Regions from separate parts of the Homo sapiens genome. Here region 2 is linked to region 1. Evidence: chromatin contacts called from ENCODE Hi-C or POLR2A ChIA-PET data. All regions are on one chromosome and are shown on one strand. Each heading gives the region's core, a stretch centred on a gene start or an enhancer-like site at or near the end of the contact. The rest is flanking DNA. Distances are from core to core; before and after follow the strand shown. Region 1 overlaps CELF5 (CUGBP Elav-like family member 5). Region 2 holds the start of FZR1 (fizzy and cell division cycle 20 related 1).

Region 1 (4,195 bases), core at 1,251-3,750:
GGTCTCACTCTGTCGCCCAGGCTGCATTGCAGTGGCACAATCTTGGCTGACTGTAACCTCCGCTTCCCAGGTTCAAGTGATTCTCCTGCCTCAGCCTCCCAAGTAGCTGGGATTACAGGCGCATGCCACCATGCCCGGCTAATTTTTGTAGTTTTAGTAGAGATGGGGTTTCACCATGTTGGCCAGGCTGGTCTCGAACTCCTGACCTCAGGTGATTCACCTACTGCGCCCAGCCCATAAATCTTAATTATTCATCTGTGTCATTTGGGGAGATATCAATGCCTGGATTCATTCATTTATCCATTCAACACAGAATGAATGACCCACTGATTTAGGCTGCACCTGCTTTCATGAAGCAGAGGTCCTTCCTTTCTCTATGCTACACCTACAATTTTAGGGCAAACATCTTCCAACATCTAATTTATGTGAAGTAAGTTATCTGTCTTTCCACCATGTAGGAGAATTTGTTTCTAACTTTTTATTTTTTTAATTATTTTTATTTATTTAGTTTTAGAGACAGTGTCTCACTGTGTCACTCAGGCTGGAGTGCAGTGGTGTCGTCGCAGCTCACTGCCGCCTCCATCTCTGGGGCTTAAGCAATCCTCCCACCTCAGCCTTCCTTGTAGCTGGGACTACAAGCATGTGCCATCACGCCCGGCTAATTTTTAAATTTTTGTACAGACGGGATCTTGCTGTGTTGCCCAGGCTGGCCTCAAATTCCTGGGCTCAAGCAGGCCTCCCAAAGTGCCGGGATTATAGGTGTGAGCCACTGTGACTGGCCTTAACATTTTATTTTGAAATGATTGGAGGTTCACAGGGAGTTACCAAAATACCACAGAGCAGTCCCAGGTACCCTTCACACAGCTTCCCTGATGCCAGCAGCTTATCTAATCATAGGTCACTGTCAAACCCAGGAAACTAACACTGGCACCATACAATTAATTCAACTCCAGACGGTATTCAAATTTCACCATTTATTTATTTAGCGACAGAGTCTCACTCTGTCGCCCAGGCTGGAGTGCAGTGGCGTGATCATAGCTCGCTGCAGCCTTGAACTCTCGAACTCCTGGGCTGAAGCGATCCTCTCACCTCTCACCTCAGCCTCCCAAGTCACTGGGACTACAGGCACGTGCCATTATGCTTGGCTAATTTTCGATTTTATTTTATTTTTTAAGAAATGAGGGTCTTGCTATGTTGCCCAAGCTGGTCTCGAAACTCCTGGGCTCAAGCGATCCTCCTTCCTCGGCCTCCCAAAGTGTTGGGATCACAAGTGTGAGCCACCACACCCAGCTGATTTCACGAGTTTTTGTATGCACTCTGTGCACGTGTGTGTGTGTGTGTGCAGGGGCGGTTAATTGCCATTTTGTCACAGATGCAGACTTGTGGATCTCCCACAGTGAAGATACAGAACTGCTTCTTGCCCACAAAGTGAACTCCTTCCTGCCACCCCTTTGAAGTCACAGTCACCACCACTATCCCCTGCCCTCCAGCACACTCTCCATTCGGGCAGAATTGTTTGGCTGAATTTTTCCCCAGAATCATCAGCTTTGGTGGCCTGGACAACTTCTTCCCTCCCCTACCCCTTTCCCTAGCGGTAGCAGGAAGGCTACAGCTAGATGGGGGAGCTACAGGGTGTCTGATGAGGAAACTCATGTGGAGAGGGAGACGGGGCAGGGGATGGGGGCAGGTGGTGATTTGAGGTGGAGGCTGAAGTCCTGGTGAATCCAGGGAGTAGAGAGGAGTGAAGGGTCCCCCTTGGGAGGCAACCGGGTCGGGATAGGGAGAGGGAGATGGGGACGATGGTGATCTCTCTCTGGAGTCCGAGAAACCCGGATTCCAGTTCAGCTTCTGCCATTTGCTATCTGAGTGGCCCTGTGCAAGTGGCTTCACCTTCCTCGGCCTCAGCTTCCTGGTCCTACAGAGGGTTTAGCACAGAGGAGAAGCTGGGCGGGGTGTTTGTTGCTGTCCTTGCGGCTCTTAAGGATCGGGGGTGGATGGAAGACTTCTGCTGCTCCCGCCCCACTCAGCCCCTCTGTCTGCCCGCAGCTCAGAGCCCGACTGTGGCCGAGACACTGCATCCTGCCTTCTCCGGAGTCCAGCAGTACACAGGTAGGAGGCAGCCCGCGTGCCCGCGCTGGGCCCTGGCCCCGCCCCCGCCTAGGGCCCCGCCCCCAGGGCCCGCCCCGGACGTGTCGTTCTTCTGTGCCTAGCCGCGCCTCCTACCTCTGGCCCCGCCCCTCAGGGCCCACCCTTAGCCCCTTGTCCTGTATTCAACCCCGGGCCCTGTTACTGGTCCCACCCCACCACCACCTATACCCGCAAACAGGACCTTCCCTTGTCCTTTAAGGACAGCGCTTACCCATGGCCTTACCCTCTCATGTTCTGTGTTGGGGAGAGGGAATTCCCCTTGACCACGTCTCTAGCTCTGACCCAACCCCAGCTCTCGGCCCTGCCCCTTACCCTCCCTCCTGCAGCTCCTAGCCCCGCCCCTCACTTCCTGCCTTTACTCTGACCACGCCTCTCTGATAAAGCCCCGCCCCTACCTCTGGCTCTACTTCTTAAGGCCTGGCTGTGACCCCGCCCTCTGCTGCGGCCCCGCCCCTTAACTCATGGTCCTGCCCACATAGCCCTCCATCAAGTCACGGCCCCGCCCCACTCATGCCCTTCATCCCAGTCTTGCCCCCGCCCTCCACTGTGACCCCACCCCTCAAGCAATGGTCCCGCCCACTCTGGACTGTCCTGTAGCCTTGGCCCCGCCCTCTACTGTGGCCCAACCCCTATACCCCTCCCCTCACGCCATGGGGTCCGCCCCCACCCCCCCTTCCCCGCCCCGTCTCGGTATTGGCCCTGCCCTCCACCATGGCCCCGCCCCTCAGGCAATAGCCCCTCCCCGTTTCGTCTGTGATCTTGGCCCCGCCCTCTGGCCTGGCCCCGCCCCCAAACCCTCCCCACAAAGGCCATGATCACACCCACTCCTGCCTTGGCCCCACCCTCTTATGGCCCCGCCCCCTCCCCGCCCAGCGGCCCAGGCCGCCCACGTGGCCTCACGCCCCTCCTCGCCCTGTGTCTCGCTCCGGTCTCCGCAGCCATGTACCCCACCGCGGCCATCACGCCCATCGCGCACAGCGTCCCCCAGCCGCCGCCCCTCCTGCAGCAGCAGCAGCGAGAAGGTGAGGCGGCCGCAACCTCCCCTGGGCGCCAGCCCCGCCCTCTGCCCGCCCTGTCCACCTGCAGGCTCCGTGTCTGGCCCGGGCCTCTGGGACCCGCGGGGCTGAGAGTGCGGCCTGGGGGCTGGACAGGCCAGAGTTGAGTCCCGGTGCAGCCGCTGACCCCTGGGAATCTCCCTCTCTGTTTCCTCCTCCGAAAAGAGAACCATGCTCGCCCCGACCCCGTAGGAATAGCAGTGACTTCCTACCAGCCCTCTCCAGAACCAAGAGTGATTCTCTGGATTTTTTGGAAAGGAAACCCTTTTTGAGGCTGGGGCATGGCACGATGAGGTATCAGGTAATGAGGCCTCCCCAGTAAAGCCAAGGCTGTCGAAGGAGGGAGGGATTCGATTCTGGAGTCTGACAGTCAGGGTTCAAATCCATACAGTTCTTGCCATGTGCGGTAGATCCCGCCTGTAATTACATAGCGTTTTGGGGGCCGAGGTGGGAGGATCACTTGAGCCCAGGAGTCCAAGACCAGCCTGGCTTAGCAAGACCCCATGTCTACAAAAAAATTAAAAATTGGCCAGGTGTAGTGGTGTGCACCTGTAGTCCCAGCTACTCAGGAGGCTGGAGCAGGAGGATCACTGAGCCCAGGAGGTCAAGGCTTCAGTGAGCTACTATCTCCCCACTGGACTCCAGCCTGGGTGAGAGAGCAAGACTCCATCTCAAAAAAAAAAAAAAAAAAAAAGGCCGGGCACGGTGGCTCACGCCTGTAATCCCAGCACTTTGGGAGGCCGAGGCGGGCGGATCACAAGGTCAGGAGATCGAGACCATCCTGGCTAACACGGGGAAACCCTGTCTCTACTAAAAAATAGAAAAAATTAGCTGGGTGTGGTGGCGGGCGCCTGTGGTCCCAGCTACTCGGGAGGCTGAGGCAGGAGAATGGCATGAACCCAGGAGGCGGAGCTTGCAGTGAGCCGAGATCGCACCACTGCACTCCAGCCTGGGCGACAGAGCAAGACTCCGTCTCAAAAAAAAAAAAAAAA
Region 2 (3,752 bases), core at 1,227-3,726, 220 kb after region 1:
ATCTGCCCACCTCGGCCTACCAAAGTGCCGGGATTACAGCCGTTAGTCACTGCGCCCAGCTCCTCTTTCAGATCTTTATTAAAACATCATCTTTGCAATAAGAGCATCCCCGAGCACTGCATCTGAAACTGTAACCTCTTGCCTCCTCCTTTTCCCTGTTCTCTTTTCTCCTTAACTCAGCTCCAAAGGGGATTTTTTTTTTTTTTTCTGGAGTGCAGTGGTGCAATCTCGGTTCACTTCAACCACCGCCTCCCGGGTTCAAGGGATTCTCCTGCCTCAGCCTCCCGAGAAGCTGGGATTACAGGCGCGTGCTACCACGCTCAGCTAATTTTTGTATTTTTAGTAGAGATGAGGTTTCGCCATGTTGACCAGGATGGTCTCGATCTCTTGACTTCATAATCCGCCCTCCTTGGCCTCCCAAAGCACTGGGATTATAGGCGCAAGCCACTGCGCCGGGCAAGAACTTTTTAAATAACAGCTGTATTGAGATATAGTTTACATACTGTACAATTCATCTGTGTAAAGTGATAATTCAGTGGTGTTTAGTATATTCAGAGTCGGGCAGCCATCATCACATAAATTTTTTTTTTTTTTTTCCGAGACGGAGTCTTGCTTTGACACCCAAGGTGGAGTGTGGTGGCATGATCTGGGCTCACTGCAACCTACACTTCCCGGGTTCAAGTGATTCCCCTGCTTCAGCCTCCCGAGTAGCTGGGACTACAGGTGCGCGCCAGCACACCCGGCTCATTTTTGTATTTTTAGTAGAGATGGGGTTTCACCAGATTGGCCAGGCTGATCTTGAACTCCTGACCTCAAGTGATCTGCCCGCCTCAGCCTCCCAAAGTGCTGGGATTACAGGTGTGAGCCACAGCTCACGGCCATCACATCAATTTTAGAACATATCCATCAACCCCCCAAAATAAAGTCCATTCCAGTCACTCCTGATCCCCCTCTCCCAGCCCTTGGCAACCACTAATCCACTTCCTGTCTCTATGGATTTGCTTATCTGGACATTTCGTATCAATGGAATCACTCACTATGTGGTCTTTTGTATCTGGCTTCTTTCACTGGGCATGATGCTTTCGAGGTTCATCCAATCTGTAGCCTGTGTCCGAGCCTCATTGCCTCATATTGCAAAACACCGTGTCATTGTATGAATGGAGCATTTTCCCTTCATCTGTGGATGTACATTTGGGTTGTGTGCACTTTGTGGATGTTATGAATAAAGCTGCTATGCACATAGGTGTGTGAGTTTTTGCGTGGATGTTACATGTTTGTTTCTCTTGGGTAGATACCTAGGAGTGTTACTGCTGTGTCATGTGGCAATTCTATGTTTAACCTTTTTTTTTTTTTTTTTTTTTTTGAGACTGAGTCTTGCCCTGTTGCCTAGGCTGGAGTACAATGGTGCGATCTTGGCTCACTGCAACCTTTGCCTCCCGGGTTCAAGCAATTCTCCTGCCTCAGTCTCCCCAGTAGCTGGGATTACAGGCGCCTGCCACGATGCTTGGCTAATTTTTCGTATTTTTAGTAGAGACGGGGTTTCACTATGTTGGCCAGGCTGGTCTCGAACTCCTGACCTCAGGTGATCCACCCACCTCCACCTCCCAAAGTGCTGTGATTACAGGCGTGAGCCACCGCGCCCGGCCCATAATTTTTTTAAAAACCTGTTTTTTGTTTTTTTTTTCAAGACGTAGTGTTGCTCTGTCACCCTGGCTGAAGTGCAGTGGCGCAATCTCGGCTCATTGCAACCTCTGCCTCCTGGGTTCAAGGGATTCTTCTGCCTCAACCTCCCGAGTAGCTGGGATTAACTCCGTACCTCAGGTGATCCGCCCGCCTCGGCCTCCCAAAGTGCCGGGATTACAGGCTTGAGCCACCGCACCTGGCCTAAAAACCTGTTTTGTTCCCTGCTGTCTCACTGGGGCCTGGAGGAGCAGCACTTAGGAGCGCAATGCAGGTTTGTTGAATAAATTAATGACTCTCAGCAGTGACGTTTGTACGTTCGGGACACGCACCTGGTGTTGGGTCCCATCTGCGCTCATTAGGCGCGACGTCAATGCCGCACTGAGGTGTGCCTGGCTTCGATCTACCCTAGGAAGGGTCTGCCCTGGGGCGCCCCATTCCGCGACTGTCCCCAGTGGGAACCACGCCCTCCATCTACCAGAGCCATTTCTGCAACGTCTAGCACCCCGCGGGTCCTCTTCCGGCCGCGGTTGCCCTGGGCAACGCGTGGAGCCGCGCTTCCTGTATTGATTTGAATCGCGGGAGACGTCACGTCCTCCCGAGATGCCCAACGCGCGCAGGCGCAGCCACTCGGAGTGGGCAGGGCCTGGCTGGGTGTTGGGCAGGGCCTGGCGGTGTGTGGGGTAGGCGGGGGGCGTGGCCGCGATTAGCCGCGCGCGGCGTGGGGGCGTGGTCGGGTTGCGGGGGTGCGCGCGGCCGGCCGGGCGCGCGCGGCGGAGGGAGGGAGCCGGGAGGCAGCGGAGGAGCGACCGCCGCCATATTAGGGACCGCGGAGCCCGGGATCCCGTCAGCGGCGGCCGCGGCCGGGCCTGCGGGAGCTGCGGAGGCCGGAGGCGGGCGCTGTGCGGTGCCAGGAGAGGCGGGGTCGGCGGGAGCCAGCGAGCCACGGGAGCGAGCCAGGTGAGGCGGCCGGGGTCGGGGACCCGCCCCCCGGGCCCTAGGCGGCGGAGCTTGACTGCGACCCCCCAAAACCGGGACGGCGGGGCGGGCTGCGACCCCCACCCCAGCTCAGGCCCCTCCAGGAGCCCCCAGTCCCCTCGAATGCCGCCTCCCAGGCCGAACTAGGCCCGGGTGACCTCAGCATCCGCGTCTCCCGAGTTAACACCCAAATCCCAGCGTCCCCCCCACGTCGGGGCCTGCCGTGACCCCCACCCCGAGCCACCTGTAAGTCGTGACCTCCCCGCAGCCGCCGTCAGCGTCCACCATTCTTTTTAAAATAGGCTGAGCCCTGCACCCCCAACCAGGGGACCCCACTGCGCACCCCTAGAACAGCAGACCCCGCCTCCTAACCCGGGTGATTTCTCCCTGGCCTGTCATCCCCGGGACTTCCCAGTTCAGACCCTCCCAGCTTGGGTCCTGCCCACACGAAGCCGCCCCCCATCGCTGAGCCTGTGGTGTGCGATGGCTCGCCCAGGCCGCAACCAGCCCCTCGCCCCAGTAAAATGCAGTCCCAGCCCGGGACACCCGGAAACCTGTGTCTGTGGTCACTGTTGTGTCCACCAGTCCCCGCAGGCACGGGTTGAGTGCATGGATGTCCCCGTCTCACCTCATCTCGCTGATTTCTGCTCCCCCACCCTCCCAGCGTGCCCCCTACCAGCCCCCATTCCCCCGAAATCCAGCTCTCCCACCAAAGCCTCAGACGAGCTATCCGTGCACAAGCCCCTCCCTCCTCCGAACTGAACCTCCGTCCTGCGTCCTGCCCCGTGTCTTCTCCAAACGCAAGCCTGGCCATCTCGGATCCCCAGAATATGGAGTGTGCCCCCCATTCAGAGCCGTTTTACCCCTACTCAAACCTGTGACACCCCCTCCCCCTCTTCCACCGTCCAGACCTGTCTCCACCCCACGTCCTGAGACCCCCGATATGCAGATGTTCAGCCTAAATCTGTTTTGTCTTTTCCCCTGTTTTCTCCACCCCAAACTCATCCTCTGGTTCAGGGCGTCTCTCTGGTTCCGATTCCCCCGCCCCGCCCCAGTCTACCGGGCGATGACCTCATGCCTCTCCGTGGTGAGGC

Evidence for each region. A loop is a pair of places that touch in the nucleus more often than their neighbours do. ChIA-PET counts read pairs that join two places held with the same protein, here RNA polymerase II (POLR2A). Pooled maps may share reads with other maps.
Region 2: a loop to region 1 is called in a pooled map, with 8 times the contacts of the local background. The contact joins the promoter of FZR1 here to the enhancer-like site in region 1. A Hi-C loop is called at or near these places in 8 of 50 pooled maps. POLR2A ChIA-PET finds 5 or more read pairs at or near these places in 6 of 52 experiments (AG04450, HEK293, HEK293T and 2 more).

The regions. Positions count from the first base shown.
Region 1 is chr19:3,282,856-3,287,050 of GRCh38, forward strand. It overlaps CELF5 (CUGBP Elav-like family member 5), which reads left to right. Exons shown (of 13, transcript NM_021938.4): 9 at 2,047-2,109; 10 at 3,087-3,170. Among named protein-coding and RNA genes, the nearest start is that of CELF5, 60 kb to the left of the region's middle. Within about 2 kb of position 2,501, at least 10 of the 41 ENCODE cell types and tissues checked have a DNase peak (open chromatin) inside an H3K27ac peak, as active enhancers do.
Region 2 is chr19:3,503,835-3,507,586 of GRCh38, forward strand. FZR1 (fizzy and cell division cycle 20 related 1) reads left to right here and starts at 2,477. Exons shown (of 14, transcript NM_016263.4): 1 at 2,477-2,640. RefSeq lists enhancers at 1,852-1,901, 1,952-2,211, 3,022-3,231 and a silencer at 2,532-2,681.